Regions from separate parts of the Mus musculus genome. Here region 1 is linked to region 2. The links are chromatin loops, found by intact Hi-C in ENCODE. Cell type or tissue: gastrocnemius. All regions are shown on one strand. Links, peaks and the distances in the headings refer to the core of each region. The heading gives the core; the rest is flanking DNA.

The links. Peaks named below come from ENCODE experiments on the same cell type or tissue, not always from the same donor. Only the 100,000 strongest peaks of a DNase experiment are listed, where the experiment ranks them.
Region 1: a loop joins it to region 2, with 2.2 times the contacts of the local background. A loop is called at or near these places in 15 of 42 quality-filtered maps.

What each region holds. Positions count from the first base shown.
Region 1 is chr4:33,018,228-33,029,736 of GRCm38, forward strand. Rragd (Ras-related GTP binding D) reads left to right here. Exons shown (of 7, transcript NM_027491.2): 7 at 420-3,953. The coding sequence ends at 571. It overlaps 4933421O10Rik (RIKEN cDNA 4933421O10 gene), which reads right to left. Exons shown (of 2, transcript NR_036602.1): 2 at 8,912-11,509. Among named protein-coding and RNA genes, the nearest start is that of 4933421O10Rik, 7.3 kb to the right of the region's middle. In gastrocnemius, for the core only: a CTCF peak has its summit at 353 (motif pointing left); a DNase peak (open chromatin) is centred at 349; H3K27ac peaks cover 256 bases.
Region 2 is chr4:32,944,238-32,956,589 of GRCm38, forward strand. It overlaps Ankrd6 (ankyrin repeat domain 6), which reads right to left and starts at 6,589. Exons shown (of 16, transcript NM_001012451.1): 1 at 6,510-6,589. In gastrocnemius, for the core only: a CTCF peak has its summit at 6,717; DNase peaks (open chromatin) are centred at 6,346, 6,673 and 7,531; H3K4me3 peaks cover 2,633 bases; H3K27ac peaks cover 1,840 bases.

The sequences.
Region 1 (11,509 bases), core at 1-8,000, 72 kb after region 2:
TCAGATCATTTTGAGCCATGGATCATTTTGAGAAACCCTGTCTCAAAACCAACCAAACAACTAACCAAACAAATGCCCCCCAAAACAAAACAGGAATTTTGTAGGAAATACTATTACCAAGCTTACCCACACATTTGTGCCCTATGGCAATGCCTTCTGACTCGCCCAATCTTTATGAAACTCTTTACCTCAACACACCTTTGCAGTCACCTTGTGCAGATGGGTGATTTCTTTTTGGAAATACTCTGGAAGTTTCTGGAACACTCTACAGGGCACACCTACCTCACATGACTATCTGCTATCCCTGCAGCCTGGGCCTGTTAGGTGCTGGTTGGTCCTTTGCTGCCCCCTACTGGTGATGGATGCTGCGAACGACAGAGATTGTTTCTTGCATTAAGAGCCTTTGTCTTCCTCTGCAGGGCTGATTGACTATAATTTCCACTGCTTCCGGAAGGCCATCCATGAAGTCTTCGAGGTGAGGATGAAGATGGTGAAATCTCGAAAGGCCCAGAGTCGGCTACCCAAGAAGACAGGAGCTACTCCCAATGGGACCCCTAGAGTGCTGCTGTAGGGGAACTGTCAGGAGCCTGAGTCCAGACCTCAGTGAGGAGGCTGTTAAACTATACTGCACTACAGGAGGGCTGGGGCCCTGACTCGTATGTGTTAAGGGAAAAAAAAAAACCTTACTCTTTAAAATAAAATGAGCACTTTGAAGCAAAAACCTGTACAATAACAGTGAGAGCCACTGTACTGTCACTACGTAAGTGTAAACTTTTATGTTGATAGAAAACCCCCTGTGAGGACTGCCAGGAACTGTACATATTTTGCATATTTTCATGTTTTTTTTCCTCATTGAGGTGAACTTTGATAAGATGACTTTTCTAAACTCTTTTCTGTACTTGATGACAAGGACACGCATACTCTACAGTCCATATGGCAATCGGAAATTGATCCATTATATTGCTAGAGACTTTTTTTGTAAATTTGGGACTCTTTGCTGCCAGTTGTCAAAGGGGAAATCGTTTTTCAGTGGAGCAGCAACAGGTCAGGGCTGGAAGCTCCAGGCCAGAGCAATAAGAACGTCTCTATTTATAGGAAGTGTAATAGGAATGTTGTAGCTGGACAGTGGTGGTGCATGCCTTTAATCCCAGCAGATGGATCTCTGTGAGTTTGAGGTCAGCCTGATCGACAGAGTGAGTTCCAGGACAGCGAGGGCTACACAGAGAAACCCTGTCTCAAAACCAACCAAACAAATGCCCCCCCCAAAACAAAACAGGAATTTTGTAGGAAATACTATTACCAAGCTTACCCACACATTTGTGCCCTATGGCATTGCCTTCCGACTCGCCCAGTCTTTATGAAACTCTTTACCTCAACACACCTTTGCAGTCACCTTGTGCAGACGGGTGATTTCTTTTTGGTGCAGTATCTTGTGAACCTTTGGGACCAGATTTCTAAAATGATGCCAACCAGTGTAGAGAAATATGGATGTCGTCTGAGGAGATTGGAACAGATAGCATTGATTTGTGTGGGGGGGAAACCGTAGAAGCAATACTGTACCTGCCGAGGGGTCTAAAACACACAAGCCAAGAGGGTTCCCAGATGTAGGCAGAGGTCACTCAGATAAGAGATGCACGTGTGCTTGTGTGTGTTCACCTCCTGGGAATGGTGTGTTGATGCGCTATGTTCAGAGACCTTGTTCAGGACCAGGTTTTAATGCTCCATGACCACAGGAGTTTAGTCCTTGGTGGCTCCATTTGTTACCTGACTCGTTCTTTCATCTGTAACAACATACCTCATGTCCTTTGCCTGTTCCTACCAAGATCAGCTTGCCACCAGCTTGCTCTGCAAGACAGAAGACACAGAAAGCCTGTGGCCGGTGGGAAAAAAAGGAGGCCTAGAGACGTATGTTAGTCAGTTAACTATGTGTGTGCTTTTATAGATAGGTAGGGAACTAAGAGTCCTAAATCTAGCCCTATTTCAAACCATTCTAAGGGTTAGTACTGTCAGGCGTGCATGGCATTAGCAAAGGTTCTTTTTAAAGCAGAGTCCCTTAGGGATGTCAAAGCTGGTTCTAGCTTTGTGTCTAAAGCAGCTTGCTCCTGAAGCTCACTTCTTTTACGCATCTTCTTCCCATCTTCTTGCTTCCTTTTCCCCAAATTCTTTATTATTTGAGACAGCGTATCTCTATGTAGCCCTGGCTGTCCTGGAACTCACTATGTAGACCGGACTGTCCTTGAACTCAGAGATTCACCTGCCTCTGCTTCCCCAAGTGATCAAAGGTGAACACCACCATGTCTGGCCAGGTCTTACACTTTTGGAGCTGGTAACTAAAACTGGAGACGATGATTGAAATGTAAGATTGAGCCTCCCAGTAGTCTGCACATTATTAAGGAGATTTCTAGTCATCATGGAACCATGGCTCCTTCCTTATGATTTCTATGAAGAGACTTGAATGAGATGGTAGGAGCCTGGAGTTCTAATCTTCAGGACTATTCCCCGACGGCCTCTGCCAACAGAGTGGATGGTGGTTGGCCACTTTTAAGAGTCTAACACCACTGTGCACCCACACAAAGACACTAGAGAGTGAGAAAAAGCATAGTTTTCTCTTTTTGAGTGGGGCTCAGAGGTAACTCAGGCTGGCCTCAGACTTGCCAGGTAGCTAAGGATGCTCTCCAGTTTCTGACCGCTCAGCCTCGACTTTCCCTAAGTGCTAGGATTATAGGAATGCAACACCGTGCTTGGCTTGAACAGTGCTGAGAACTGGACCCAGAGCTTTGTGCATGTGAAGGCAAGCACTCTACCAATCTAGTATCCCCAGCATCCTTTCTTAATAGTTTTTTTTTTTTTTTAAACAAAGAATTTCTCTTTGAATAGACAAAGAATTAAGTTTTTAATAAGACTGTAGTTTCAAAATAAGACACTTGCCTGTCTGGTAAATCACATAAAATTAGCATGTCTAAGTGGCGCTTCCATTTTTAAGCTGGTTATATCATGAGTTTTTGTTGTTGAAATGTGCCTTAAAAGCCTATCACTTCAAGAGCATGTGATTCTTTGAGGGATAGGCAGGAACACTCCTGTGACATAGGGCCCATGTTCCTGATCATAAATGCACTCTTTAGTTACAACACTGATTCCTGCCTCGAGCCTGGTGTGACACTGACCTCTTGAAGATGTCTGAATGTGACTAGAATTGCGAAATGTCCTCACATTTGTTTTGTATTTTATCTTAGATTTGGGGGGTTAGCTTACTGCACTGTAGATCTGTGTCTATGCTCAAATGGGACTATAAACTGAAAGGTCAAACTCCTAACTACGGTGGCTTCAGTAGAACATGTGTTTGGTTTTAGGAATTGAGAACTTGAAGATGTGTAGAGCAGGCAGACTTTTGCTCTCTGAGTCAAGTACAGCTTCTATGTAAGAGTTGTGCCGAATTACTTGTCATAATGGAGGTTAGTGTGAGTGACCTGTACAGAGTGCTTTTGAAGGAGTAGAAATAAAAGCTGATTAATAGATACCACGTGTTATTTTGTGAACATAATATATTTTGGATCATTAAATAGAAAATGGCTAAATATCACAGCAGTACTATTAAGTATGGGTTATTTGTCAACTGAGTCTGAAACAGAATTTATCAAATCAATGGAACTGTCATGATTGACGTATGGTATGCACTCAACAAACACAGGCTGGGTGTAGTTTGTAATCAAGCACACTGTTTTGCTGTTGCTAGGACTTCATTTGTAACACAGTCTTCAGGGATGTTAACTGCCAACTTGAAAGCATGTTTGTGTGCCGATGGCTTGACGTACCCCGTACCCATAGCTTAGTTTTCTGGGAGCAGAATGGTCTCTTGTTGAAATTCAAGATGATGTTTACTATATACATATATATACATCACTGTTTTATTGGTTATGTTAGGTTCATTTAATAAAAAGAAGTTTTAAAAATAACCTCTTGAAGTGGGGTCTCTTAATGGCATTCCAGGCTGATCTTGGATTTCTGGGCTCAACAGATCTTCCTGCCTCAGCCTGTCTTCAGTTGGGCCACAAGCTGGTACAACCACCCTTGACTGTTTAGCCAAATCTCTCAATTACGCAGTTCTAGTTTTATGCAAATGAAGATAAATCAGTATGTAAACTGAATTTACCCTCTTTTGAGATGTGGTCTCAGTATATAGCCCTGGCTGGCCTTGGAACTATATAGACCAGGCTCTCCTCAAACTCCAGAGGCCTGCTTGCCTCTGCCTTCTGAATTGTAGAACTAAAGGTGTGTGCCATCATGCCTATTTTTTTCCTTCTTCTTTAAAAGTCCTATTTTCCTTTGGTGTCAGTAAAGTCTAGGACCTTCCCACATACATTGGGCAAGTGCTTCAGCCTCTTTGAGCCCTTAGAACACAACGCAGGTGCTGATTCTGGACATAGCCCTTTAATGAGCCCCCCGCCCCCCCTTAAAGCAGTGCAGTGAAGGGGCTCACCTGGAGAGATCAGCCCTGAATGTCTGTTCATCTAGTGAGAAAGGGACTTGCCTGGGGCACGTGTGTAAGGAACAATCAGCAACCCACAAAGTACTGCCCGATTTCATTGTTCTGGCCCTAAGCATCACCTAGGACGTTTAATACGACAGATTCCCATCCCTAACTCATGCTTCCTGAATCAAAGTCTGGGAAGTCGGCTAGGAATCTGTATTTTAAATGTTCTTGGGAGACCTTGTTTCCCTGGGAGTTGTTACAAAGCTAGGGAAGGGAGATTGTTTTGCACAAGGATTGTAATCACCCAGGGAAGCATTCTTGAGTCCTCTATATAATAATATATGCATATACATATATTCAAGTGTTTATACAACTTGATTATGAGCTTTGAAACATTATTATTAAACTCAAGTTCTACGGAATCTGAAGCTCTCTCCCGGCCTCCATAACTCCTGTATGTTTTGACCTTCCTTCCTCCATGCATGCAGAAATCTCAAAAACAAAACCAGAAATCTATATTACTTAAAGTACCATTTAATGTACACTGCCACACATGTAAATGATGAAATGTCCATTTGAATGATCAATTTATATGTTTAGATCTTTGCATTTATATAACAAATTACATACCTGTCTAAATAAATTGTCTCTTCACACGAGTCCATTGAACTCTTCAATGTACCTAGTGCCTTCAGCAGCAGCAGCACGTTTTGAATATCCTAACAGTTCTCTTGGTGGGTAAGATGGAACTCACTTTGAATTGGGTAGGTCAGCGTCAGTGGAGGTTTAACTGAGTCGAAAGACCAGCCTGCTTATTTGAGACATGCAGTTTCGAGCTTGTGTTTTCCCCTCAGCCAGTGTGCCACCATGCTTGTCTTAGGATCTGGTTCTCTCTTGTTTTTACTAGTGCCAGGATCTACCCCAGGATGCTGCTACGCTAGCTAGGCAAGTGTCCCATCATTAAGTGACCTTCAGCCCAGGAGACTGTTTGTATTTTCTCCAACATCCTAGTGATCTTCACAAATAAGTTCTAACGTTTTTACTCACTGATTACTCAAGAGGTTTCTAAAGATTGTGTGTTTTCCGAGGCCACGCCTTCAGCAATGATTAACCAAACCATCTTCGCCTCTCTGCACCCATTGGTGGAGATGGGTGACTTTTATAACAGAAATTTCCTACCATTTCAGGATTTTAAAAGACACCTTGTTTCCCTGAATGGTATTTTATTAAAAAACAACAGATTGAGAGATCAAAACTTCTACTTCCTACTCGCTCACATATAGCATATACTGTTTACAACCATCTACACCTCAACTCGACCTCAAGCCTCTGGGGAGGTAAAATGGGTGCCAGGATTTCCTCCCAGGGCAGTAGAAGGCAGGTGGATTGTGCCACCTCTGGGGTGGTGAGTGCTAAGTGAGCCGTGGAGAAGGCAGGATGCTCAGAAGCCCAGGATATTCGCTTTGCCAATATTGTAAATCTTTCGAGGAAAAGCCAGTGTGCTAAAGGACCTGGTAATTGTAGACCAGAATACCAGGGGCACAGAATTGGGCTCACAAGTTTCATAACTCCTGTATGTGCTGACCTTCATCTGCAGAGTGAAGAATGAGACGTGTATGAACTATTTTGTGGCTGCTACAGTGAAAATTAAAAATTTGCTTAAAAGTATCGAACGCCGTTATAGCCTGTTACTTTACAGTTTGCTGATGATTCGGAACCAACACAACCATGAAGAAGGGGCAGCAGTGGTTTAAGTATTTAAGTCAGTGTGAAGACTGAGCAGCAGTCAGTCAGCAGCTGGCTAGCATCACTCAGCGGCTGCGTAGCTGGGACCAGGGGAGTAAGATTGGAGTGACGGGCCCATGCAGAGTGGAAGAGGGACCCTGTAGGAGAAGCTCCTTCAGAATGCAGAGGACACAGAAGCAGCCCAGCTGTCCGCAAGCACATCTGGACGCTTTTCCCCGTCACAAAGGACAGTTTTATCTCAGCTGCAGGTGTTTCCTTTAGAGCCAAGTTTAGAAGATGAGAACTTGCTTGCCAAGCCCATCCCGTGGTCCATCTGAACTGAGAGAAAGGACGGTATAGATTATAATCTTTGTTTTTTGTTTTCATTCTTTACATGCTTTTATTTTTTTAATTAAGTATTTTCTTCATTTACATTTCCAATGCTATCCCAAAAGTCCCCCATACCCTTGACCCCTCCCCACCCACTCCCACTTCTTGGCCCTGGCTTTCCCCTGTACTGGGGCATATAAAGTTTGCAAGACCAAGGGGCCTCTCTTCCCAATGATGGCCGACTAGGCCATCTTCTGATACATATGCAGCTAGAGACACGAGCTCCGGGGGTATTGGTTAGTTCATATTGTTGTTCCACCTATAGGGTTGCAGACCCCTTTAGCTCCTTGGGTACTTTCTCTAGCTCCTATATTGGGGGTCCTGTGATCCATCCAATAGCTGACTGTGAGCATCCACTTCTGTGTTTGCTAGGACCCTGCATAGTCTCACAAGAGACAGTTATATCTGGGTCCTTTCAGCAAAATCTTGCTGTCATAATCAATGGTGTCTGCGTATGGAGGCTGATTATGGGATGGATCCCCAGGTGTGCAGTCTCTAGATGGTCCATCCTTTCGTCTCAGCTCCAAACTTTGTCTCTGTAACTCCTTCCATGGGTGTTTTGTTCCCAATTCTAAGAAGAGGCAAAGTGTCAACACTTTGGTCTTCGTTCTTCTTGAGTTTCTTTGTTTTGCAAATTGTATCTTGGGTATTCTAAGTTTCTGGGTTAATATCCACTTATCAGTGAGTACATATCATGTGAGTTCTTTTGTGATTGGGTTACCTCACATAATCTTTGTTTTTTTAAAGCGAAGTTTTAATTTTTTATTAAAAAAACACTTTCTTTAATTTAAAACATTTTTTAAAGTTTTACTTATTTTATGTGTATGAGTATTTTGTCTGTCTGTGTACCACGTGCATGTCTGGTGCTCATCGACATCAGAAGAGGCTGTGGGATTCCTTCATTTGGAGTTGCTGGTGGTTATGCTATATGGGTACTGGGAACGGAATTGCTGCCCTTTGCAAGGGCCACGAGTACTTTTAACTGCTCAGCCATCTCTTCAGCCTGTTTCTAATAAAAAACAAAACTTCAAAGTGTAAAAGAAATGAAATGATATAGTCTGTAAATAAAGCAAAAGCATGATTCTGAGCAGGGTCCCTCCCTCATCCCTAACACAGTAGTCCTGGAGCACAGGGGCTGGAGGGTTGGTGGCGGGGGGAGGGGGGTGTTGGGAGTGCAACTTCGAGTCCTTGAGAGTTTAAGCTTGGGAGCCTAATAACCCGAACAACATTTCTGTTACGTTAACATCAGCCACACGATCATTAAACAAACAAACAAACAAACAAACCAACAACCACTTCAATTCTGGGGTGGAAAAATAGGAGAAAAACTATGGAAGGTGGATTTTTCCCTGTTAAAAAGAGCAAGACCTATTACAAAATATTCAAAATCACTAATATAATGTTTAGGATGTTTTTCTTTCTAAATATTACTCTAGGAAGATGCTGATATAAGCCTGTTCATCCTATCCATGCAAATAATCATAGCACTGCTTTTTTCAAACCATGAGCTGACAGCAGATATTCTACAGAAAACTAGATGCAATAGGATTGAACTGTTAATATGTTTTACAATAATGGCTCAAGAAAAACACCAATCATGGTCATTTCTAAAGAGAAGGGTTGTGAATAATTTGTATTGTATTCATATCCCAAATATGGAACAATAATCATATATGATTGTTAAGATAAAAAATCAGGGTTTTTTTGTTTTGTTTTTGTTTTTTGAGAAAAGGTTTCTCTGTGTAGAGCTGGCTATCCTGGAACTTCCTCTGTAGACCAGGCTGGCCTCGAACTCAGATCTGCTTGCTTCTCAAGTGCTGGGATTAAAGGCATGCGCCATCATGCTCAGCTAAGAAGAAGGCATTTCAAAAAGTAAGAATAGTTTTATGTGCTGACTAGTTTAAAAATGTGAATAGTTTAAGTGCTTAAGGAATGTAACCTCCAAGGAGCACCGAAGTCTAAGGAACACCTCTTTTCAAGCTGTTGCAGTGTAGCATAAAACAACAGGGTTTCAGTCAGAAAGCTTGCACGTCACCTGAGGTCCTCATTCTTATGTGGGCCACTGAAACTTTAAGAACCTCTGAAATAGACTTCAAAGTATTGAAGCAAAAAAAAAAAAACAAAAAACAAAAATGTTAAGAGTTCGTCAATATGGCGGTGAGTGACAGAGGTAACACCATCCAGTCCGAATCTTACCCTGACTCCACCATGTGTCTGCTCAGGACTTTCCATAACCCTGACCATGACCCAGATGTTCATCTGTTGGTTGTTGTCTTAGTTAGGTTTTTACTGCCGTGAACAGACACCATGACCAAAGCAAGTCTTATAAAAAACAACATTTAATTGGGGCTGGCTTACAGATTCAGAGGTTCAGTCCATTATCATCAAGGTGGAAGCATGGCAGTATCCAGGCAGGCATGGCGCAGGCAGAGCTGAGAGATCTATGTCTTTATCCAAAGGCTGCTAGTGGAAGACTGACTTCCAGGCAACTAGGGTGAGGATCTTAAGCCCACACCCACAGTGACACACCTACTCCAACCAGGTCACACCTATTTCAACAAGGCCACACCTCCAAATGGTGCCACTCCCTGGCCCAAGAATATACAAACCATCACAGTTATATAGTCAAAACAAATGTGACTAGGTTCCCCTGACCTATACCTGATAACGATGCTATTGTGCTTTTTTTTCCTTAGAGATGTTGTAGCTTGAGCTTTAAGCTTTGGTGCCAAGAGTTTCTTTGGGGCAAGAGCCTATTCTTGGACACTTTAACTTTCTCATCTGGACTGTAACATACAGAAATCCCAGTGATATTACCGTATGCACACGGAACTCAGTCCATACCTGTACCCCTTGAAGTCATTCCGGGGTCGTGTGCCTGCTGCTGAGCACAGAAGGTCTGGGATAGCTGCTGTGTTCCCAGACACCGGGACCGATTGAGTCCATCTGGTTCTAGGAACTCAGTTCTGAAGGCCAGGGCTCCTGGGGAGCCTTAGGGTCTAAGAGGGCCAGGCCTCCTCCTGAGGAGCTCTTAGGTTTGGGTACTCCCTTGTCCTCTTACACTATATTGGGATACCAGTAGAGGACCTGGGATTCAGTGAGTGTTTGGGAGGCCTGGGTTTCTAATGGCTGGCTGGCCGAATTGTTGTGTGAGTGACTGGACAGATTCTGCCCAGAGAGTGGCATTTTTGTTATTAATGTCTCTGTCCCCTTTGGTTCTGTCTCAGGGCTGAACCAGAGAGAGCTAGTCTATTCTCTAGGTTCTTTGAATTAGTGATTAGAAGCCAACTTGGCGTGTGCACCTCACCTTTAAGGGAGAAACCCACTGCCCTTGTTAGGTGTTCTGTGAGTTGTACTGATTCCTTTCTGGGATTATACTCGTGGTTCCAGGAGCCTCCACCCTCTGATCCAGGAGCCTCCACCCTCTGATTCCATCTGTGTTTCATTTTGTCTAGACTCCCCTTCTGCTTCTCTCCTGTCACCCCAAGCTCTATGACACTCACTCTCCCCACTTGGCCCCTTTCCCAGCCTTCTTCTCTACTTCTCCCAGACTCTCTGACACTCAGAGTCTGATCTCAACCCTTCTTACCCCATTGCTCAGTTCCCATTTATGAGAGCCAGAACCTAGTTAATACCCGGTCCTCCTCCTAAAGTGCTCCCTGAGCCCTTAGGGCAGGCCATGTATGATAAGGTCTCAGACAACACAGAGACAAATAGCAACTTCTCAAACAAAGGGGAGTTTGTCAAACATCTGAGTTGTGCGAACAGGGTCAACCTCGTACTTATGGGACCTGCCATCCCCACTGGTATGGGACCTGCCATCCTGATAGCTACCCATTCTCCCCCTCTTAGGAGGAAAAGCTAATTCCATGGCTGAGTGGTAGTTAGCTAGTTCTGTAAAAAGAGAACGCCCTTCTCCTTGTTTTTAATTGAGGCAGGGTTTCTCTGTGTCGCCCTGGAACTTGATCTGTAGACTTTGTAGACCAGGTTGGCTCCAACTTCCGGGTACCGGGATTAAAGGCATATGCCATCACACCTGGCTCCCAAGAGTTCAGATAATGTAAGTCAGAGACTCTGCCACTGGGCTAGTCGGCTATGGATAGACTATGGACAGTCATCTAAATACTAAGTAAGAGGTGTCACCCCCTGGATCCACCAAATCCAGGTAAAGAAGACTTCCTGAGAAGGAAGAGGCCGGGACGCTAAAGGTCCACGCAGACCAGCCTTGCCTTCCAGAGACTTCAGGGACCAGCTTTCCGGCTCTGCTCTGGTTACAAAGCTAGAAGCCAGTGGGCACGCATTGGAAACTAAGGAATCCAAACAGAGACATCAAGCATTTGAAAAGTAACTAAAAGAAACACTAAAAGTAACAAGGAGTGAAATGACTAAAGTAACACCATTTTGTCCTGATCTTACTCGGGCTCCATTTTGTGTCTGCTTGAGCACTTTCCCAGCTCCTTCACCCTCCCCCCACCCCAACAACATTCACATCCGCCTTGGCAGCACATTTGGGACTTTCCATGGCTCAGATACATAACCAAAATATTTGCTGGTTGTATAGTCAAAACAAATGCAAACAAGCTCCCCTGACCCCGACGATGCGATGCCGTTGTGGTTTCTCTTTAGAAATGCTATACCCTGAGCAGAGAGAGTCTTTGGGGGCAAGAGCCTGCTCTTGGTTGCTGGCTTAATAAAGGACTGTAATTTGGCCTTATATATGTGTGGTGGTCTATAACGTCTCACCTGGACTGTAGCAGTAAAATATACCAAGAAGCTAAGAACCTGCACTGTACTCAAAATAAATAAGAGAACTTAAATGAACTGCTCAATTTCTTCAAGACTTCAATTTTCTTCAACCATTAAAATAATCTGTGTCACTGCCAACACTCATGAAGAGTAAATGAATTGATCAAGCATTCAACG
Region 2 (12,352 bases), core at 2,452-10,451:
CCTGTAATCCCGGGGCTCAGGAGGCAGAGGCAGGAGGATCTCTCTCTGTCTGAGGTCAACCTGGTTACAAAGTTCCAGGGAACCGGAGCCACACAGAGAAAGCCTGTCTCAGAAGAAGAAAAAGCATACAGTTAAATTTCAGCTCTCTTCTCATGTCTTTCTGTCACAAAGTTCCTAGCTGAGAGCTCGGAGAAGCAGAAGTGAAATTACTTTTTCTGCCCCTACACACACATATAGGCAGGATGAATCTTCTCCCTATGTATCTATACATGGAAGTGGCACCGTTGGTAAAGTGCCTGTCTAAGCAGCCAGCTACTCAGGATGTTGAGGGTTAAGCCCACTGGTTGGAGAACATTCCACCTCGCAAAAGATTTCAATTTTTTATTTTTTATTTTTTTGGTAGAACAGCAGGACCCCAACTACTAATGGATAAATTAAGCAAGGCTGTGCTTGGTGAACATCATTAAGCCTTCTTTTTGGCTGCCTGGGTACCAGGATCTTTCACTGTCCCCCACTTAACTGTCAGACACTAGACAGAGCTAAATGGGCTTTCCTGGAGCAAATTTACTTCATGCAATTAAGAGGGACCAAACTATATAATTTTAGTTTCCTATAAAAAGCAAATGACACATATTTTGTGACTACGTGACGGATCCCATGCTAAAGCCTTTTGTTTTGAGGTGAAACAAGTCTCACACTACCAGCGTGCCAGCAGTCTTTAGTAGTTTAAACGGTGATGATAACATTTAAGAAGCCACTGAGACATGCAGACTCTTGTCCTGGGCTAATCTCCCTCCTCACTCCTGTCTTAAATGTACGATTCTCTATGGTCAGATGACTGAATAAAGCCAATATCCTTCAGTCGCTAGTAAGTTCTTGAACATAGATGGTATAATCCCATTTTATTTGCTCTTAGAGCAATTATGATACAATTATGCCCTATATGAAGATGTCATCCACACCTATACTGTAAAAACCGTGTGTGTGTGTGTGTGTGTGTGTGTGTGTGTTTTGAAAACAGGAAATATCCATGAAAGCAGTTACACTTAAGTGGCCAGTAAAAAGACTGGCTTATTTGGTCTTTTAAGGTTTTTGAATACTTTTGAAATAGGGTCTTATACCATGGCCAATCCTCTCAATCTTCCTGCTTCAGCCTCCGAAGTGAAATTCAGATTGTATCCATCAGCATAGCCCAGGCTGGTACTCCTTGAATTCAAGGAGAGTGATGTAGCTGGCTCTGGCCAAGCATGGTACGCCTCCACACTCTCTTCTGCCTTGAGCTTTCAGGCCAGGAATCCAAGACAGTGCCATTACAAAGAAGGAGGCATCTTGACCCTTGACTGGCCTGAAGGAGAACTGCCCAGGAGAGCTACCCAGCCTGAAATAACCAACTGGCTTTTGTGTAAACCACCAACTTTACTGGATAAATACTCCCCCGGATTAGACCACTGAGTTCTAGAGCTGTTTGTTACAATGCACAGCATGAATGTCTGGGTGGAAGGGTTTAAGTACAATTTATTAAAAAGGCTTCTAACGTGAAAGTGAATAAAGAAGCATATATGTGAGAAAAGCCTGCAAGTTACAATTCTACCATTTTAGATAAGGAAGGAAAGAAAGAAAGAAAGAAAGAAAGAAAGAGAGGGAGGGAGGGAGGGAGGGAGGGAGGGAGGGAGGGAGGGAGGGAGGGGAGGGGAGGGGAGGGGAGGGGAGGGGAGGGGAGGGGAGGGGAGGGGAGGGGAGGGAAAAGGAAGGCACCTCAGGCTCAGGAACACTGTGATTAGGTAAATTCTAGGTGGTGTTTCACACTCTTTCTAACAATATGCAAATGATGCTCTCTTAACCACGCCTACTGAACAAAGCAGAATACAATGTACAAATACTTTGAAACAAAGAATAAATCTGCTGGGCGTGGTGGCGCGCGCGTGCACACACACACACACACACACACACACACACACACACACACACGCCTTTAATCCCAGCACTCTGGAGGCAGAGGCAGGCGGATTTCTGAGTTCGAGGCCAGCCTGGTCTACAAAGTGAGTTCTAGGACAGCCAGGGCTATACAGAGAAACCCTGTCTTGAAAAAACAAAAAAAACAACAACAACAACAACAAAAAAAGAATAAAACCAAGGCAGGCTCAGAATGAAAGTTTACCTCATCAGGACAGAATGACTTCATTTCAGAGGCTAGCCCTCCAGCTCAGTGGTCAAGCAATGTGCCTAGCAAGTGGAGACAGTGTACTTAGATATAATAATAAATAAATCTTTCATCTTTAGACTGGAGCCCCACCCACCACCACCACCACCACCACCACCCCCTCCCCCACCCCCCCACCCCCCCAGTAAATAACATAGATGCTTGCCTTTCAATCTGAGCACAACTAGATTTTACATCTCTTCCCGGCCCGGGCTTGAGGAGGTGGTGGGAGAGGTAGATGATGTCATCTCAGGTTCTCTGGCCACCCTACACTGTCCCTGAACTCAGTGCCCTGGTACAGACAGGCATCATGAACAGAAATGGCTAATCTGAAATTTTATTTTAAAATACTATTAGGGGGAGAGTGGTATAAGCATATTATAATCTCAAAAATAGAAAGAAACAGGGCTGGAGAGATGGCTCAGTGGTTAAGAGCACTGACTGCTCTTCTGAAGGTCCTGAGTTCAATTCCCAGCAACCACATGGTGGGTCACAACCATCCGTAATGAGATCTGACGCCCTCTTCTGGTGCATCTGAAGACAGCTACAGTGTACTTAGATATAATAATAAATAAATCTTAAAAAAAAAAAAAAAGGCCGGGCATGGTGGCACACGCCTTTAATCCCAGCACTCGGGAGGCGGAGGCAGGCGGATTTCTGAATTCGAGGCCAGCCTGGTCTACAAAGTGAGTTCCAGGACAGCCAGAACTACACAGAGAAGCCCTGTCTCAAAAAAACCAAAAACCAACCAAACAAACAAAAAATAGAAAGAAACAACTTCAAACATACCACTGGATTCAGAGCTCATGCTTTCTCAGCATGCTCTCCATACCCGCTGTAAACCAAAACCCATTTTCTGTCCCTGTCAATCTGACTACTCCAGGTGTGATGCCACATAAGTAAAATCATAGAGTCTGCAAGTCCGTAAGCATACTTCCAGATTCGAGTACTATTCTGGACCCTTGGCTGGGTATTCTGCAGCTGTAATTCACGGGAGTCATCTATCTATTACATTTAACAAGCTGAGTGTACTGAACACATCGTCCCCAAGTGCTGATCCCAGCTGAAGCACTGAGTCCCAAATGTTTAATCCCAGCAGTGGCAGTGGGATCTCTATGAGTTTGAGGCAGCCTGGTCTACTGATCAAGTTCTAGGACAGCCAGACTACAAAGAGAAACCGTAGTGGGGTTGGGGGTGGGGGATAGGGAACACAGCACGGGACTCCCAATCTGTACCTACAATAGCTGGATTTCCAGAGCTGGCTGTTATGGAAAAATTGCTGTGGACAGGAAATGAGAGGGGTGGTGTCCTGAGGAGACACAGGACAGGCACAGGCTAGTGACTGCTAGTGACTGGCTACTTAAACATACCAGGAGCCAGGCAAGCAGATGCCCCCCTCCCCCCATTTGTCATTCAGACACAGTAGGGAGGGAGGACTGCCATGAATCTGAGGCCAGCAGAGTTACATAGCAACACCCTGCCCGTACATAAATAAATACAGCACTGCAAAGATGGCTCGGGGTTAGAGTATTCTCTGCTCTTTCAAAGGAAGAGCGGCCACTTGCTCACAACCTGCTAACTCCAGTCTCCTGATCTCCATGGGCACTGCAAACACACACACACACACACACACACACACACACACACACACACACGGTGCACAGATTTACACAAAGGCAAAACACCCCCCCAAAAAAATCAAATATTATTTTATTTAAAATAAAAATCTCAAAAAATTTTTTTAATTAAATAAATAGAACTTTTACACACATCACTTTTTCAAGTGGAAGCTAAATACCTACCTAGTTGTTTTCACCTACCCACTCCTACCTACACCTAAGAATACCAGGACAAGCTAGCTCCCTTACACAGCAAAGACCCCAGGGCCTCTCCAGGAGGCTTTCCTTCAGGTGAGACTTCAGAGCTTGCTGTTCAACCGTCACTGAAGGGACTCTGACAGAGGCAGGAGGATCTCTGTGTGTTGGGTACACACAGACACCCTGTCTCATGGAAAAGAAAAGAAAAAAGGAACCACTGAAGGAGAGCTGTGTTTATCCTGAAGAAATAACAGTGACAGACAGAACACACTAAGGAACAAAGAGTTGTGGGGTAAAGCCATTGGGAAAGAACACTCGGCGTTTCACCCTTCAGAGCCCTAACAATGTTCTCTTGAGAGCTGTATTTAAAAAAAAAAAACAAAACCTTTTCCCTGAGACACAGGGTCACAAATTACTGTTTTCCAAATTCTTAGGGACTCAAGCAAGCTTTTAAAATTAAAGCCTCTAAGTGAGGGGAAGACACAGTTCTCTACACAGACTGAACACGCCCGAGTCCACCACAGGGAAACCACGGTCTCCCGCTCAAACTGTAAGCTTTCCCTGGCTTCCGCTTTCCTCTTGATATCCTGCTTTTAACTCGAGAATGCTCTAAATTGTTGTGGAAATGTGAAGCAAAGGGGGAATTAAGACGACACGCAGAGCAGTGATTTGATAGGGGTGGGGATGGTAACTGAAGGGTTCCTCGGCTGGGTAATGGGGTACTTGTGCCTGCTAGCTATTCTTGTATTCCATCTCTCTGAGCAAGAGTTCACAGAAGGCACCAGAATCTGTCTGGGTGGAGCAGAGGACTTTGGGAATTAGCTGTGTGCCACGTTGCTAAGCTGAGTTATAGCACAAGCTATTGGGCTTTCATATGGAAGATATCGGCTTTGGAAACACGGATGGGCTAAGGAGAATGCGAAGGTTAACATTTGGTCCTAGCTACCAAGGTCAAACAAGGAGTTAACAAACAAGGCTGGGTGTTTTGTTTTGAGGGCAGAATTTTGCTGTGTATCCCAGGCTAGCCTCAAACTAATGACCCTGCCTCAGCCTCCAGAGGGCTGGAATTACAGGCATGGACCCCCAGCCTGGCATTTTTATAATTTATTTATTCTAGCTGATGTGCATTGGTGTTTTGCATGCATGGCTGTGTGAGGGTGTTGGGTTCACTAGAACTGGAGTTGCAGATATTTGTGAAGTTGTGGGCTGCCACGTGGGTGCTGAGAACTGGCCCTGGGTCCCCTGGAAGAGATGCCAATGCTCTTAACTGCTGAGCCATCTCTCCAGCCCCTTGGGCTAGCATTTTTATTGTGATGGTTTTGATTTTAAAAATCAGCTTTGGTTAGACTTCTCAACAATTTATAACTAACTGTTGTCTGGTGTCCAATTTTCCCTCATTTTTTTTCTCAGACTGCTCCTTCCCTCAAGCTGAGAGGGCAGAAACCCCTCCTAATTGTAATATGAATTCCTAGTTTATTTATGTTGTGTGTGTGTGTATGAACCTCAGCCCATGAAGAGGTCAGAGGACACCACGACTGGTGAGAGAGTCAGTTCCACCTTGTCACACCTTCTGCGAATCAAACTCCAATTGTCTGGTGGCAAGAGTCTGCCAGATGAGCCATCCTCTGGCCATTGTATTCTCAGGATAAAACAAAACAAAACTTACTCACCATATGCTAAGTATACAATCAGGGTAACAAAGGAAGTTAATTATCCCAACTACTCACGTAACAGATATTTTAAAGATGAGAAACCGTTAGTCAGTATCAATCTGAACACTTGGGACAACCTCGCACCTGGGTGTGATTGGTCACTGTCCAAGTTCTTTCCATTACATTCAATCAGTATCAATTTAATACACATGGCTACCACCAGCCAAGAGCCTCGCCTCACAGGAACGATGCCCGCCATAAAGCCTGATGTCAACTTCAAGGTTATGTATGATGCTTTCAGTTCACAGCTCTAACTATTAAGGCTTGAAGACGTGGGTTTTCCAGTCGCACACCTAACTGGTGGTTTCACAACTCAGTCTCATGCCATCAAAGTGGTAAACACACACACACACCTTACCACCACGTGAATTCTCTCAATGCACTTCGGGGGAAACGTTCTTGGCCAGCTTCACAAAGTACAACTCCTTTTGGATCAGCCATAATGATCCCCCTTCTCTCCAGCTCCCCAAATCTACAGGAAGCGATACATTTCAATGCCCTAGGCAAGTAAGAGAATCCTGAGCCCGAAAGGCGGCGCACAAGGCCCTAAGGCCCCGCGGGACCAGCCGTGCTCCAAACGACCGTGGGAACTGCCCTTGCCCTGGGCTGCGGAAGAGTTTGCAGGGCAAGCACTTCCCCACACGCGCGACGTCGAGAGCGCCCGGAGCCAGACGGCCACTAAGGAGCGCGCCCCTGCCAGCGACGCCCCCTCCCAGTGTCCCCATGAGCGCTCCTGGAGGATTACTAGCACTCGCAGGAGCCGGCGACTATGCCCAGTACCTTTCGCTCCCGCGCCGGCCGGCCGCTCCGCACGGAGCTCGCGGGCCGCTGCGCTCCTTGCCCGCAGCCGCTCGCCCCACGCTCCACCGCGCGTGGCCTGGATGCCTGAGGGCCCCGCCGGCCCCGCCCCATACTCCACGCCACGCCCCTCGGGCCACGCCCCACCCGGCTGTCCGCAGGGCTACAGCGCCCCGCAGCGGCCGCTGGTCATTGCACACGATCCTCCCGAACCGCACATCCCGGAGGTGCGGGGTGGCTCCCACTGGGACCCACGAGCAGCGGGAGGACACCCGCGCTGAGGGCTGTTTCCTCAGCGGCATCGGGCACCAGGCGCACCAATTGGATGGACTGAGCGGAGAACCCTCCAGCCCTCCACCTGTGGCCGGCTTTCTGGAGCCGATGGAAACCGAGGAAGCTGCTGCAAAGAGAGGGTCGGGCATCCTCTCTCCCGCTGCTGCCTGGTGAAGGACCAGCAGGGACATCAGTCCTCACCCGCGGGTTCCAAGTACGCCTTACATACTGTTGTCTTGACTGTTTTTGTCTCTCACTGCCACAGCTACTTTTTCAGTACCTAAAAGAGCTCCCCGGGCAGCATAAACTAGGGGGTTACACTCCAACAAATGTCTGCAACATCTGGCCTATGTGAGCCTGCCTCAAGAAGAAAAGAAAAAGAACAACTTACTGAGCGATTTAGGAGTGTGGTAAGCCTGGAGCCTAATGTAAACAAAAGGTTACTTCAAAGAATGTGTTTATTTCAAATTCATAGCAGTCCCAATGACCAGGCTCAGATAATCAATGCTATTTCCAGCCTTATATGAATGCCATTCTACTCAAGAAAAATCTCATGGGGTTGGCTGCTCAGGACTTAGTGGGTAAAGTGCGCTCTGATGAAGCATGAGAACCCAAATTCAAATCCCTCAGCACCGATATACATATAAATGCAAGCAAGAAAGTTAACACACATACATGCACACATGCAGGCATGCATGCGCGCGCATGTGCATGCTCTCTCTCTCTCTCTCACGCACGCGCACACGCACACGCGCACACGCACACACACACACACACGATCTGATGACAAATGAGTGATGGAACCTTTTGCTCACAGAGGTGGAGAGGTCAGCAGGTAGAACGGTGAACATGACGCTTCGATCTTACCTGAGGCTGGTGATAAATTTACGGTGAAGCGATTTTTTTTTTTCACACCCTCTCTGGAATATAGCTGGGTTTCAAGGAGAGAACCTCCTTTTCCTTAGAGTATCTGTTTCCTTTTGCCTCCTGAAAGCTTCAAACAGGAGACACTCCAAAACCCCCTCCCCGCCCACCCTAGAAGAGAGTTAAGCACTTGATCCTCCGAAACTATTTGGGAATGCTCCCCCACTCTGCGCCCCCTACCACCCTCGCCGCCACCACCACCACCACCCACCACCCACCCCCAACCCCCGTCCGCCGTTCCCTCCCAGTCTCAGCAGCTGTTTTATTTAGCAAAGTGTGAAAACTCTTCTGGGAGAAATTTGTTTTCAATCTTGTCACTCCCAACCTGAAACTGTTAGGAGAGGCGCCTGTCCTGTCCCTACCCACTAAGAGCTCCAGGTTGCTCTGCGAGCAGGTCTCAACTAAACTCCAGAGCTCCCGACGTAAAGTATGTAAACGTGACATTTCAAAGTAATTATTTCTCTTTTATCCACAGTGAGAAATCCTCTCCCCTCCCTAAGGATTGACACGCAGTTAACAGTTGAGTGGGGGGAGGGGTTCTTCAGTGTTGTAACTCTCATGAAGGAACCATGATTCCTCCTGTAAACAGTCTCAGTGAAATTCATTGGATGGGTCGTTAAAATTTGAAAAATAAAAAGGAAAGAAATGAAAGAGGAGAAGGGGCTGGGTGAAAAATGGAGCAGCTCAGTGGAAGCAAATTGGACGAGAAAAAAACAAAAAACAAACAAAAGATCCAAAAACAACAACAACAACAACCTCCGCAAAACCACACACACAAAAAAAAATCCCGCCATCCTGCAAGATCCGTGAGTTCCCCTGGGAGCTGACTAGTCTGCATTTGTACCCAGACTTTGATTAATGGGAATTCCAGGCAGTGCCTGGGCTGTCGTGGAGATCTTATCTCCAAGGAGCCACAGTTTAGATGAACCAATGAAAAGAAACTCCTAAATCTCCCTGGATTTGAGGAAGGTCCCCAGCCCGCAGCTCCATTCTTGCTCCTTTGGAAGGAACAGCTGGCAGCCAGGCTTCTCTAACTGCCCTCCCACCCACCTTAGTTACTTTCCTATTGCTGTGATAAGACACCGTGACCAAGGAAACGTATAAAAGAAGATGTGGGTTGGAGAGATGATGGCTCAGCAGTTAAGAGCACTGACTGCACTTCCAGAGGTCCTGACTTCAATTCCCAGCAACCACATGGTGGCTCACAACCATCTGTAATAGGCATCTGATGCCACCTTCTGGTGTGTCTGAAGACAATGATAGTATGCCCGCATACATGAAATAAATAAATAAGTAAATCTTTAAAAAAAAAAGAAAGAAAGAAAGAAAAGAAAGAAAGAGAAAAGAAAATATTTGGTTAAGACTTTGGTTACAGAGTGTCCTTCAGGGAACATGGCCGCAGGCAGGCATGGTGTTACATCAGTAGCTGACACTCATCAGACAGAGAGATCTAGCTGGAAATGGTGTGCACTTTTGAAACCTCAAAGCTCACTCCCAATGACACCTCCTCAAACAAGGCCACATCTCCTAATTCTTCCCAAACAGTTCCACCAACCGAGGACCAAGTATTCAAATATGAGCTGGGGGTGGGGGTGGGGGCATTCCCATTCAAATTGCTGCACGTGAATGAGAAAGACATCTACTTAGTGAATGACAAGGGTCATTGCTCAGTGATCATATGGCCTGCTCTTCTTTCCACCAACCTTTCTTTAACAAGTTGACTGCACTTGTTATTTTCACGTTAGTTATTCAGCCTTCAGCAATGTTTTGGTCTCTATGTTTGTTACCATACAAACCGGCTTTTGCTTTTGTAGGAAGCCTTCCATGGGTCCCTCTATAATCATGTTCTTCTAGTGTCCACCCTGAACTTTATACTCTCTTATTAACACTATATGGTTCTTTTTGACCTTTTCGACAAATGAATACTTTGTTGCTGCCTATACAACTTTTTTCCTTTTTTTTTTTTCCTTTTGAGACAGGGGTTGAGTAGCCCAGGCTAGTCAAGGATGACTTTGAATGTCTGGTAGCACCCCCTGCTTTCTACTCCTCAAGTGCTGGAATTGCATGCGTGCATCACCGCATGCATCCTGTTTTATGCAGTGCTGGGGATTAACCTCGGACTTAGACCATGCTCAGCAAGCTCTCGGCCAACTGAGCCACATCCCTGCCCTTTGGCATTGCGTTTCTGAGATTCCACTAGTATATTTGTTACTTGGAATATTTGTGCTTGTGTGTGTGTGTGTGTGTGTGTGTGTGTGTGTGTGCATGTTGTTGTGTTTTATACAAAAGAAAAGGAAATCAGGGATATGTTTGATGGAGGTGCAGTATGGTGTGGGGGAAGGGAGTGCCTCTGTGGCCCCATCCTGAGGCATCCCTTCCTCCTGAGGGACCAGCCATAAATATAGTATAGAATAGAGTTTATTTAGAGCATGGGGAGGAGAGTTGAGGGAGAGAGAGAAAGATAAAGAATGTAAAGTATCTTCTATAAGCCTTTCACCAAACCTGGAACCTCCTCTTGGATCTAGACTAACTGGGCCAAAGGACACCCCCCCCCCCACATCCACCTGTTTTTACCTACCCACCTGTGGTGGTGTTTAAAGAGGGTTGGCCCATGGGAAGTAGAACTATTAGAAGGTGTGGCCTTGTTGGAGTAGGTGTGGCCTTGTTAGAGGAAGCCGTCACTGTGTAGGTGGGCTTTGAGAGGTCCTAGGGTTCAAGCTTCAGACAATGGGAAAGAGAACCTCCTCCTGGTTGTCTGCAGTTGATGTCTCCTCTTGGCTGCCTTCTGGTCGAGATGTAGAACTTTCAGCTCTTCCAGCACCTTGTCTGACTGAAGACTGCCAGGCTTTCCACCATGATTGCAGGCCAAACCAATGGAACTGTAAGCCAGTTACAATTAAATGTTTGCCTTAGACATGATGTGTCTGTCTTTACAGCAATGAAACTTTAACAAAGACACTGCCCAATACTGGGGTTTTGGCAAATACCACTGTGCCTCATTATTACTTGAGCGTGGGGAACTCAAGTTTACTTAGCCCTCCCATTGACATATTAAAATTGGTTTGTTGGATTCCTTAAGAAACGCAGAATTTTTATTTGAAATCATAGTATGTGGTAGATTACATTGGTAGATTCAGTTATTTGTTCCAGACTCAATGTCTAAGTTAGGTTTCTGTTGCTGAGATAAAACACTGACCAAGAGGCTGGAGAGATGGCTCTGTGGTTTAGAGCACTTGCTCCTCCTACAGAGGACCTGAGTTCAGTTCCCAGCACCCACATAGTGGCTCACATCCATCTTAATGTCCAGTTCTAGGGGGATCCACTGCCTTCTTCTGAACTGTGAGGGCACCAGACACACATACAGGCAGGTAAAACATTCTTACACATAAGATAAATAAATATACAAATCTTTTTAAATATTAAATAAAAAAGATGTTATAAAAGCAGAATCTGGGGATGGTGAGATGGCTCAGTGGATAAGAGCATTAACTGCTCTTCTGAAGGCCCTGAGTTCAAATCCCAGCAACCACATGGTGGCTCACAACCATCCGTAAAAAAGATATGATTCCCTCTTCTGGTGTGTCTGAAGACAACTACAGTGTACTTACATATAATAAATAAATAAATCTTTAAAAGCAGAATCATACAGAATGAGACTTTTAACTATCTTTTTTACCATAAGCATATGTTCCTAAGATTCACCCAAATTTTGTGTATATAGTTCATTCTTTTTATTGTTAATGGTTATGATGTAGGTAAGCTGCAGCTTGTTATTTTGCTATTTACCTGCTGGAAATCCTTTGGGTTCATAGTTTGGGTTGCTATGAATAAAGCTATTATAAATATTTATACGCATATTTTTCTTTGAGCTACATTTATTTATGTGTGTGTTGTCAGGGAGAACGTTCAGAGTGTAGGAGGCACAGCTTAAAGAAAGCATTGGAGAAACCACACTTGTTGCATGAGCCTAGTTTTTTTGTTTTTTTTTTTTCCAAAGGAGGGAACTGACTGACCCCAGTCACCCTGAAGGCAGGAGAGAATGCTGTCTGACAACCTGGTGATCTTTTTGCTGGAGCCAGCCTTCCTGAATTCCCCCCCCCCCCAAATCCTGGGTTATTATTTAGGCCCTAATCCTAAACTTTGTCTCTCAGTGAATAGAACTCATCCTTATGAAAGAGGTCCCATTTTTCCCCCTATTCTCCATCAGTACACTCTATTCTTTTTTTTTTTAAATTAGGTATTTTCTTCATTTACATTTCCAATGCTATCCCAAAAGTCCCCCAGACCCTCCCCCCCCCCCATTCCCCTATCCACCCACTCCCACTTCTTGGCCCTGACATACCCCTGTACTGGGGCATATAAAGTTTGCAAGACCAAGGGGCCTCTCTTCCCAATGATGGCCGACTAGGCCATCTTCTGATACATATGCAGCTAGAGACACGAACTCTGGAGGGTACTGGTTAGTTCATATTGCTGTTCCTCCTATAGGGTTGCAGACCCCTTCAGCTCCTTGGGTACTTTCTCTAGCTCCTCCACTGGGGGCCCAGTGTTCCATCCAATAACTGACTGTGAGTGTAGTAGACTCTATTCTTATGCTCACTACAAATCCTCCCTCCTTAGGCTTTCCT